Linked DNA regions of Homo sapiens: region 2 is linked to region 1. A link is a contact called in ENCODE Hi-C or POLR2A ChIA-PET data. All regions are on one chromosome and are shown on one strand. The core of a region is the stretch at or near the end of the contact, and the rest is flanking DNA. Distances in the headings are between cores, read along the strand shown.

Region 1 (5,341 bases), core at 271-2,770:
TAGAAAAGAAAGAGACTGGAGAACACTACAAATTCAATGTTAACCCACAAAGAACTTAAGAATTTTGAGTTATCAACCCTTAACATATTGTTCATCACAACTCCAAAACTGGCAACAAGAGAAGGAAAGCCAGCAGACAGCACGAGGAGAAAACAAGTAGACAATAAACATGAAAAAACTAACAACAGCAAAATCCATGCTAACGATGCCCTGCAACATTCTGAACTGCCAGTGAGGGCGTGATGCACTCAAGATGACCAGACTGCCACTGGCCTCCCGTACACACAGAAAAGGAAGGCGGCGGAAGTGCCTTCCAAAATGAACCCTCACCCTTCAAGTATTGAACAGCTCTGGTCTAAATGAATTTCAATGTGATTTAGGTTAGAAGCCCTTAAAAATTTCAGTTTAGCTCCACATTCAACCTCCAGAGACAGATCACAACCAAAGAAACAGCACCATTTTCAGATAAAAGTTTTAGGCTGAGCACAGTGGCTCACGCCTGTAATCCCAGCACTTTGGGTGGCCAAGGCAGGCAGATCACGAGGTCAGGAGTTCAAGACCAGCCTGGCCAAGATGGTGAAACCCTGTCTCTACTAAAAATACAAAAATTAGCCGGGCGTGGTGGCACGTACCTGCAGTCCCAGCTACTTGGGAGGGTGAGGTAGGAGAATTGCTTGAACCCAGGTGGTGGAGGTTGCAGTGAGCTAAGATCACACCACTGCACTCCGGCTTGGGCAACAGACTGAGACTTCGTCTCAAAAAAATAAAAAAGTTTTAAAGTGAAAGTCCAACAAAGTGTATTCTCCAAGAGAAACTTCCTCAAGATCCAACTACCAGTGCACATAAAACAGAGGCTACACAACACTGTGGGGAATACCACAAAACAAAAGAGCCCAGTCCTCCCACAAATGGAAGGCATGGTGGGAGAAGAGCAAAAAATGAGGAACCCATATACAAAAAAAAAAAGGTAGGTCTTATTTGGATCCTGATTTGCCACTGCCAAAATTAGAAAATCACACAAAAAAGTTATCACATGAAACTAGAACTTTCAAGTCTAAGTATTGAATAATATCAAGCAAATGTGTGTTCATTTTATTTTTAAGATGTGAGGCTTTGTGGTTGTTACGGTTAAGAGTCCTTATTCTCTGAGAACATATACTAACATATTTATAGAAGAAGCAATAATTATTTGAATATCTTCAAAATATAATGGACAAAATTGACAATAAAGAAAAAAAGATTTAATAGAACTCCTTCACCTCAAAAGACAGAATGAGGACCCACAGAATAGGTAAAGATATTCACGATATATACATCTGACAAGAGATGCCTGTCCAAAATACAAAAATCCTACTAACTGTTGTTTTAAAATACATCTCAGCTGGGCACAGTGGCTCTTGCCTATAATCCCTAGCACTTTGGAGGGCCGAGGTGGGAGGAATGCTCAAACCCAGGAGTTTGAGACCAGCCTGGGAAACATGGCAAAACTCCAACTACAAAATATACAAAACTGAGCCGGGTGTGGTGGTGCGCGCAACTGTGGGCCCAGCTAGCTACTCAGGAGGCTGAAGTGGGGGGATCCCTTGAGCCAGGAAGGTCAAGGCTGCAGTGAGCTATGATCGCACCACTGCACTCCAGCCTGGGTGACAGAATAAGACCCTGTCACTTTTTTAGAAGTCCACAATGTGCCTCTCTTCTAACAAACAGAACATGGCAAAGCTAGATGCTACGTGACTTCCAAGACTAGGTCACAAAAATGATAGCTTCCACTTAGGGGCTCTTTCTCTTGAATCACTCTCTCAGTGGGAAGTTATCACCATGTCCTGAGAACAGGAAACTCAGACATCCCTGGCAAAAGCCGATGTGAAAACGACCTGAGGTCTCCCACCAACAGCCAGAACCAGAACCTACTTGCCAGGCATGTAAATGAGCCACCTTAGAACAGATCCTCCAGCGGATCCATGAAGGCTTCAGAGGGCTAATCACACCCAAGCCAGAAGCAGACAACCATGCCACTCCCAAGTTTCTGACTCCCAGAAACTGCAAGATAATGTTTATTGCTGTTTTAATCCACTACGTTTGGGGATAATTTATTATGCAGCAAAAAATAGAAAGGTAATAAAAACAGAAAAAAGATAATAGAAAAAAAAAGGCTTAAACATATGTTTCATAAAAAAGGATATCCAAATGACCAATAAACGTATGACCTCACTACTGTAAATTAAAATTGCCCTAAGTAAGACATCTCTACACAGCTACCAGCATGGCTAAAATGAAAAGGATGAAATACTGGAGAGGATCCAGAGTAAGTGGAACTTTCACACACTGCTGATGGAAGCCTAATTTGGTACAATAGCTTTAGTAGATGCCACTACTATACATATACCTCTATGCCCTAGCAATTTCACCCTTAGGTATACTGAACAACAGAAATGCATACGTATGTTGTTGACCAAAAGATACAAACTGAATGTTCAGAGCAGCAATATCTGTAACAGCCCAAAACTACCATCTATCCAATGTCCATCAACAACAGAACAATTTCATATGACAAAATTTTGTGAAGCAACAGTAACAAATAATCAACTGTATGCAATGACTTCAGTAATTTTACAAACAATGCCAAGAGAAAGACACAAGAGTACCTACTGTAAGACTCTATTTAATAGAAACAAAACTGGGCAAAACTAATCAGTGCTGTTAGCTGTTAGAATACCGGCTGCCCCTAGAGAGGGTGTGACTGGAAGTGGACACAAGGAGACATGTGATGGCTGCTTGCCCAGGTGGATTTCAGCTTATGAAAATCTGCTTATTGTATGTACTTTTCCGTATTTCTATTGTGATTCAATAGAGTTTTTAAATAGTAATAATATAGAAGAGAAGTGGGAAATGGGGAAGTTAAGTGGGACAAGACTGGCCTTGAGTGTATGGTTGTTAGAGCTGGGTAACTGATAGTTTCATTATACTGTTCAATTTCTGCATGTCCAAATTTACCCCTAATAAAACAAGTTTTAAAATGTATTAACATAAAACTGACTGGAACTGCTGGTAAAATAGCAACTGGGGTAATTTTTCTGGCCACTGATAACAAAAAGGTGTTAAAATCTATATACCCCTTGGTCCAATTATTCTTTTATTCTAAGGTGTTTATACTGAGCACAAAGTCATATATAATAATGTCCAAAGAGCTTATAATAGAAAAAGAAATGTCTAAATATAGAGGAAGATGACACTGTGGGGAAAACCACAGAACAAACTATCCAGGTCATCCACAAATACATGGTTCCTAAATATCCAACAATAAACAACAATGATCTCATCTGAACCAAGGTTCTTTTATCTATCCAGTGAAATAGTCATTAAAAATGAGGCAATCAAAACTCAGAAAAAAACACAGGAGTTAATCTTTGTGGCCACGGATTAGGCAAAACTTTCTTAGATATGACACCAAAAACACGAGATAAAAGAAAAATAAGATAAATTGCACTTCAAATTAAAAGTTTTCATCCTTCAGTAATAACACCATCAAGAAGTGAAAAGAAAACCCAAAGAATGGAATATTGACAAATCATATTTCTGATAAAAGATTTATGTACAAGGTTGGGCGCAGTGGCTCATGCCTGTAGTCCCAGCATTTTGGGAGGCCGAGGCAGGCAGACCATTTGAGCCCAGGAGTTTGAGACCAGCATGGGCAACGTGGTAAATCCCCGTTTCTACAAAAAATACAAAAAAATCAGTCAGGCGTGGTAGCATACGTCTGTAGTCCCAGCTACTCAGGAGGCTGAGGTGGGAAGATCACCTGAGCCCACGAAGTCGAGGCTGCAGTGAGCAGTGATCGCAGCACTGCACTCCAGCCAGGTGACAGAGTGAAACCCTGTCTCAAAAGACAGGAATACAGAGGCCGGACGTGGTGGCTCATGCCTGTAATCCCAGCACTTTGGGAGGCCGAGATGGGCGGATCACGAGGTCAGGAGATCGAGACCATCCTGGCTAACACGGTGAAACCCCATCTCTACTAAAAATACAAAAAAAAAAAAAATTAGCCGGGCGTGGTGGCGGGCACCTGTAGTCCCAGCTACTCGGGAGGCTGAGGCAGGAGAATGGCGTGAACCCGGGAGGCGGAGCTTGCAGTGAGCCGAGATCGCACCACTGCACTCCCGCCTGGGTGAAAGAGCGAGACTCCGTCTCAAAAAACAAAACAAAACAAACAAACAAACAAAAAAATTAGCCGGGCGTGGAGGTGGGCACCTGTAGTCCCAGCTACTCGCGAGGTTGAAGCAAGAGAACGGCGTGAACCTGGGAGGCGGAGTTTGCAGTGAGCCGAGATTGCACCACTGCACTCCAGCCTGGGCAACAGAGCAAGACTCTGTCTCAAAAAAAAAAAAAAAAAAAAAAAAAAGACAAGAATATGGAATAATTAAGAAACTCCTACAACTTAGTAATAAAGACAAACAACACAATTTTAAAATGGGCAAGCGAGGCCAGGCACAGTAGACTGCTGTAATTGTAATCCCAGTACTTTAGGAAGCCGAGGTGTGTGAAGTGCTTGAGGCCGAGTTTGAGACCAGCCTGGCCAACATGGCAAAACCCCGACTCTACTAAAAATACAAAAATTAGCCAGATGCGGTGGCACACACCTGTAATCCCAGCTACTCAGGAGGCTGAGGCACAAGAATTGCTTGAACCCAGGTGGCAGAGGTTGCAGCGAGCTGAGATTGCACTACTGCACTCCAGCCTGGGTGACAGAGTAAGACTGTCTCCAAAAAAAAACCAAATGAGGCAAGCGCAGTGGCACACATCTACAGTCCCAGCCACTAGAGAGGCTAAGGCAGGAGGACTGCTTGAATCCATGAGTCCCCGTCCAGCCTGGACAATACAGAGAGACCCCGTCTCAAAAAGGAAGGAGGGATGGGAAGGGATGGGAAAGGCTGGGCATGGTGGCTCACACCTGTAATCCCAACAACTTTGGGAAGCCAAGGCGAGAGGAGAGAATCACTTGAGCCCAGGAGTTCAAGACCAGCCTGGACAACGTAGTGAAACCTTGTCTTAACAACAACAAAAAAAAAAAAAGAAAAGAAAAGAAAAACACAAAAAAATTAGCCAGAGATGGTGGCATATGCCTGTGGTCCCAGCAACTTGGGGGGCGGAGGTGGGAGGATCACTTCAGCCCAGGAGGTCAAGGCTATCATGCAGTGAGCTGTGACTGCACCACTGCACTCCAGCCTGGGCAACAGAGTGAGACGCTGTCTCAAAAAACAAAAGTGCTGGCATGGATATGACAAAATCAGAATCCTTACACATTGCTGGTGGGAATGTAAAATGGTGTAGACACTTTGGAGAA
Region 2 (5,515 bases), core at 1,178-3,677, 43 kb before region 1:
TGAACTTAAGGCAAAGTTAGAACTCTTAAAGCAACAAGTACTGGGGGATCACCTCAAGGGGATGATCAGCCCTAATACTTACCTTTTGGAAAATCATATTTACCTGTTCTGGTTTTCTGCTGATAAGAATACTTAGCACCTTGCTGAAGAAACTGGCAAGTAGTGGATTCAAAGGGGAATCGTTTAGGAGGAAGCTATATAATTTCATTAGCAAGGATTCATCTTCTCCCAGTCTATCATTCATCTGGGAGACATCAGAAGTGAGCAACTCACAAGATATATTTGGATACCTAGAAGAACAGGATATTTACATCATCATCTTTATTAACAGTTTAATTACATAAAGATAAACACAAATCAGAAAGGCTTCCCAAGATTTTGTGAAAAAAATAAAATCGTTTACTGGAAATCAGGAAATCATTTCAATCCATTCTGTTCAACCTACCTCCAGACTAAAATAAATTTTCTACTATCTAAAAAATTGTTTTTAAACCAAGCTTTAACAAGAATACATTTTCCCTGAAGAAACTAGAGCGCACCTAGTACTCAGAAGCCCAGAGAGGTCATGCTGCAGGGCCCGGGCCTTCTCCACGATCAGCGAGGAAAGCGGCTGGACGTACGAGCCATCAGGCTACAGCCTCCTCTGGCATGGGAAGCAGCAAAGCTTGCGGACAACTGTGGAGGACACTGGTTTCCAGGAAACTGCACTGCATGCAGCACCTTGTAATGACTTAAGGCACTCTGTAGGGACCTGGACCAGCCTTTATCTTTAGATGGGTTGTAAATGGTACTAAGTCTATATTACATCTTAAGAGAGTAAGCATCCTACTATAATGAAGGGGGGAACAGGACATCAGCCTGGGCTACCAAGGCAGGAAGCAGTATACAAAAAAAATGTTGTCCTAGCTATTTAGGAGGCTGAGATTAGAGGATCACTTGAGCCCACAAGTTTGAGGCTACAAAGAGCTATGACTGTTGCACTCCAGCCTGGGCAAGAGTGAGACCTTGTGTCAAAACCAAAACAAAACAAAACTAGTGCTCTCCACATCAGCCTTCCAGTATCTGGATATCAGCACAGACACAAAGTCAGCCCACCATGAGTCTTCACCATGCTGTCTCTCCTGTAGAAGGCCCACGGCTAAGAACATGACACCTGCTCTATATGGACCCACACAGGCTCTTCTACAGACCCCATGGCTTTAGAAATGCTTGCCTCTGACAACCAGACCACTGACCCTCTGCAAACAGGCAGCAGGTCCATTTCCTCCACTTACTCCTACTATGACAATCTCGTGTCTGTTTTCACTAGCAACAACAGAGACGTTGAGCCTATCCAGACGATACTCTAGCTGACCCAGAATTACTCTGCTCTTACACTCCTCCCTGCTGGACAGCCAGGACCCAGCGCCCCAACAAGTCATCAGGAGTGGCAAGCTCAAAAGCTGAGCAAGACAGAGAGATGGCAAAATAGCCAAACGTGGCTGCATGACAAAAGAAACCAGGGAAGACTGGGGCAGGAGGGACACGTATACGACACACCTGGGGCATCCAAGGCAAGCAAGTGCTGCCTGCAGCAAGACCCTGGCACAAAAAGACCACTGGTGACGAACCAGAAAGCCACGGCACTTGACAGGCTCTGGTGTGAGGCCTAAAGACAGAAGAGTATGAGAAGGTCCCAAAATGAGTCTTTGTATAAAGAAAACAGAAAAGGAAAAAAAAAAAAACAGACCTGGCAGATGTATGGGTCTTTGGGAAGTAAAGTCTCCTCCCTCAATTTACGTAGCATGGGCTTCAAGATGCCAGAATATAAACCCCTGTAAAGTACCCATTATCCCAGGAGTGGGCTGATGCAGCGGTTACAGGTGCAGCTACTAGAGTCACACTAGCTAAGTTCAAAACCGGCCTCTACCACTTACATGCTGTATAACCTTGGACAAGTTACTTAACCTCTCTGGGCCTCAGTTTCCAAGTTAGTAAGATTAAGACAATAGTCCTTATCTTATGGAGGAGGGGAGTAAAAAAGGCTGGGAAGAGGGCCTGGCATAAAGTAAATAAGTGTTTAATAAATGACAGCTGTTTTCATTCCTCTTTATTTTCACTATAAAATGGCAGAATGCTGCTAGAGTGGGTTGGGGAGATGCACTCACTCAACTGTCTTAATGTGGAAACTGCTGACAAACAGAAGATCAGTAAAAGGCAAGCGGACTCCTGGCTGTGAATCAAATGCATGAGTGTTTTCTCCAAACTCTGACAGAGAAAGTCCAGATGAGCAACTTTAAAATTTGTTCACTTTTTCTAGGTGACTGGGTGGTATGACCTAACTCAAGAAGCATGCATAATGTTAGCCATTACACAAAAAGCTCAGAGTTCTGGTTCCAGACAGGCTGGGGCTACTCTCCTTCCCTCCCTCCTTAACATTCAAGAAGCTTCTCAAGGCCGAGCGCGGTGGCGCACACCAATAGTCCCAGCACTTTGGGAGGCCAAGATGGATGGATCACCAGAGGTCAGGAGTTCATGACCAGCCTGGCCAATGTGGCAAAACCCCATCTCTACTAAAAACACAAAAATTAGCCAGGTGTGGTGGCACACACCTGTAGTCTCAGCTATTCAGGAGGCTGAGGCACAGGAATCACTTGAACCTGGGAGGCAGAGGTTGCAGCCAGCTGTGACTGCGCCACTGCACTCCAGCCTGGATGACAGAGCAAGACTCTGTCTTAAAAAAAAAAAAAAAAAAAAAACAGCAGCTTCTCAAGCACCCAAAGATGCCTCCACTCCACCCTCGGCAAGACCCCTCCTCCTCCATAGGCTCTGACCTCGCTTCCTTTGCCTGAGAACACAGAGAAGGCAATCAGAAGGGAACCCAGCCCTATCACATCCCCACCTACAGCTGGGCACTTCCTCCTCGCTCCAGGGGAGTGGCCCTTGCTCCTGAGGTCATCTCCTGCATGTATGCTCTGGACCACATGCCCCCACCCCCGCCCACTCCAGCACAATGCATCACTCGGCGGCCTGCTCCCTCACACTGGCTGTGTTTCCTCTGTGCTGCAACGTTCTCACAGGTCATCACTTCCATTTAGGAAAAAACAAAACCCCACACCACCCCTGACTCCAAATCTGCCTCGACCTACCACTTCCTCTCTGCTCCTGTTACAAGAAATCACTTCAAAGAGTTGTCTCTGCTTGCCTCCAGGCTTTCACCTGGGCCCCTCCAAAGAACCTGTACTGATGGGGCCCATGATCTCCATGTTACAAACTGAGTGGTTTCTTATGAGCAGTACCGCTAACCCACTGTCCCCCCTCCTTCCTGAAGCCAGACTTCCCTTGGTTTCCAGGGTAGCAGCCCCCAGGTTCTCCTCTTGCATCCAATCACTCCTCCATCCCTCAGTGGAACCCAGGCCAGCCCACACTACCCATCTCCAGTTTCAGAAGCTTTCTTCTAGCTCCATCAGCTCTGCAGGCGATCTCATTCAGCCTTGTGGCTTTACATGTCCTCTGTCCACCTACCACTAGGCCTCATCTCCACCTCATGTCTAACAGGCATTTCAAATGTGACAGGGCCAGACCCAAACTCCTGCCCTTTCCCTCTGCAATCTTATTTCACTGCCATAAAGCCACTCCATCCTCTTAACTGCCCAGGCCAAAATCCTCATAGTCACTCTTGACACTTTATCTCCCATTCCATACCTAGAGGAAACCCCTTCAGTTCTAACTTCATCTAGTGCCTCTGGAAATCTGACCGCTTCTCAACAATCAGGTCCACTAAGATCTTGTTTTTCTCTGCTGATCACTGCAGCCAACTGTACTTCCACTTCTGTCCTCCTACAGTCCCTAACCACAGAGCAGGCAGAGCACTCCTAAGGAACAAAGTCAGACTATGGCACAGGTTGCAGGAAGTCAGGGACCCCAAACAGAGGGACCAGCTGAAGCCATGGCAGAAGAACGTAGATTGTGAAGATTTCATAGACATTTATTAGTTCCCCAAATTAATACTTTTGTGATTTCTTATGTCTGTCTTTACTGCAATCTCTAAATATAAATTGTAAAGATTTCATGGACACTTATCACCTCCCCAAATCAATACCCTTGTGCTTTCCTATGCCTGTCTTTACTTTAATCTCTTAATCCTGTCAGTTGAGGAGGATGTATGTCACTTCAGGACCATGTGATAATTGCCTTAACTGCACAAATTGTACAGCATGTGTGTTTGAGCAATATGAAATCTGAGCATCTTAAAAAAAGAACAGGATAGCAGCGATGTTCAGGGAACAAGACAGATAACCTTAAACTCTGACCGCAGGTGAGCCAGGCGGAACAGAGCCATATTTCTCTTCTTTCAAAAGCAAATGGGAGAAATATCGCTCAATTCTTTTTCTCAGCATGGAACATCCCTGAGAAAGAGAATGCGCACCTGGGGGTAGGTCTCTAAACTGGCCCCCCTGGGTGTGGTCATCTCTTATGGTCAGTGCAGAGGTGAGACAGACTCCAGTCTCCCATAATGCTCCCAGGCTTATTAGGAAGAGGAACTTCCCGCCTAACAAATTTTGGTCAGACGGGTTGATCTCAAAACCCTGTCTCCTGATAAGATGTTATCAATGACAATGGTGCCCAAAACTTCATTAGCAATTTTAATTTTGCCCCGGTCCTGTGATCTCGCCCTGCCTCCACTTGCCTTGTGATATTCTATTACCCTGTTAAGTACTTGATGTCTGTCACCCACACCTATTTGCACACTCCCTCCCCTTTTGAAAACTTCTAATAAAAACTTGCTGGTTTTTGTGGCTTGTGGGGCATCACGGAACCTACTGACATGTGATGTCTCCCCCGGACGCCCAGCTTTTAAAATCTCTCTTCTGAACTCTGTCCCTTTATTTCTCAAGCCGACTGACGCTTAGGGAAAACAGAAAAGAACCTATGTGAATATCGGGGCAGATTCCCCAACATGCACACATTTGCTCAAAACCCTCTGGTGGCTTCCCATCTCATCCCAAGTATAGCAAGCATCCTGGCTGAGCCTACCAGGCCTTGCATGGCCTGTCTCCAGAGGTGCTCCACCTTCACTCCAACCCTCCCTCCTTCCATTTTCCCTCATTCACAATGCTGCCCCTTCTCTGGCTGCCCAGATGTTCTTGGGGCACACCAAGCACATGAGCACATTAGTGCTTCCACACTTGCTGTTCCCCCTGCCTGGATGTTCCTGGTTGTAAGTGCCCACCTGGCAACCCCCTTAATTCCTGCATGGCTCTGACCAGATGGCACCATCTTAATTAGGCCTTTCCTGAGCTCCTCTGCCCACCCCACCACCTTCAGCAGTCCCTGTCTCGTCATGCTTCATTTTTCTCCAGAGGTCTTATCTGAAAAATTATTGGGGGACTTTTTAGTCTGGTTTACCCCAATACAGCAATTACTCCATCATCCCAAAACTACACAATCCCAGTCTAAACTTCCTTAAATGACTGTAGTCAACCATAACCCTAAAGCACTTTCAGATCCCAGCTGAAAAACCCCTCTATGCTAA

The links. Hi-C counts contacts between places; a loop is a spot of excess contacts on that map. ChIA-PET counts read pairs that join two places held with the same protein, here RNA polymerase II (POLR2A). Pooled maps may share reads with other maps.
Region 2: a map of sigmoid colon shows a loop between it and region 1 (1.8-fold over the local background). The contact joins two enhancer-like sites. A Hi-C loop is called at or near these places in 4 of 168 maps with a recorded cell type or tissue (heart right ventricle, psoas muscle and sigmoid colon), 1 of 37 single-sample maps with no recorded cell type and 3 of 50 pooled maps. POLR2A ChIA-PET finds 5 or more read pairs at or near these places in 10 of 52 experiments (B cell, Caco-2, GM12878 and 7 more).

Annotation. Positions count from the first base shown.
Region 1 is chr11:68,495,912-68,501,252 of GRCh38, reverse strand. The region is part of intron 1 of PPP6R3 (protein phosphatase 6 regulatory subunit 3); the gene reads right to left. Among named protein-coding and RNA genes, the nearest start is that of PPP6R3, 38 kb to the right of the region's middle. Within about 2 kb of position 1,520, at least 3 of the 41 ENCODE cell types and tissues checked have a DNase peak (open chromatin) inside an H3K27ac peak, as active enhancers do.
Region 2 is chr11:68,539,613-68,545,127 of GRCh38, reverse strand. PPP6R3 (protein phosphatase 6 regulatory subunit 3) reads right to left here. Exons shown (of 24, transcript NM_001164161.2): 4 at 104-290. Among named protein-coding and RNA genes, the nearest start is that of PPP6R3, 82 kb to the right of the region's middle. RefSeq lists enhancers at 877-1,377, 1,378-1,878, 4,139-4,844. Within about 2 kb of position 2,427, at least 4 of the 41 ENCODE cell types and tissues checked have a DNase peak (open chromatin) inside an H3K27ac peak, as active enhancers do.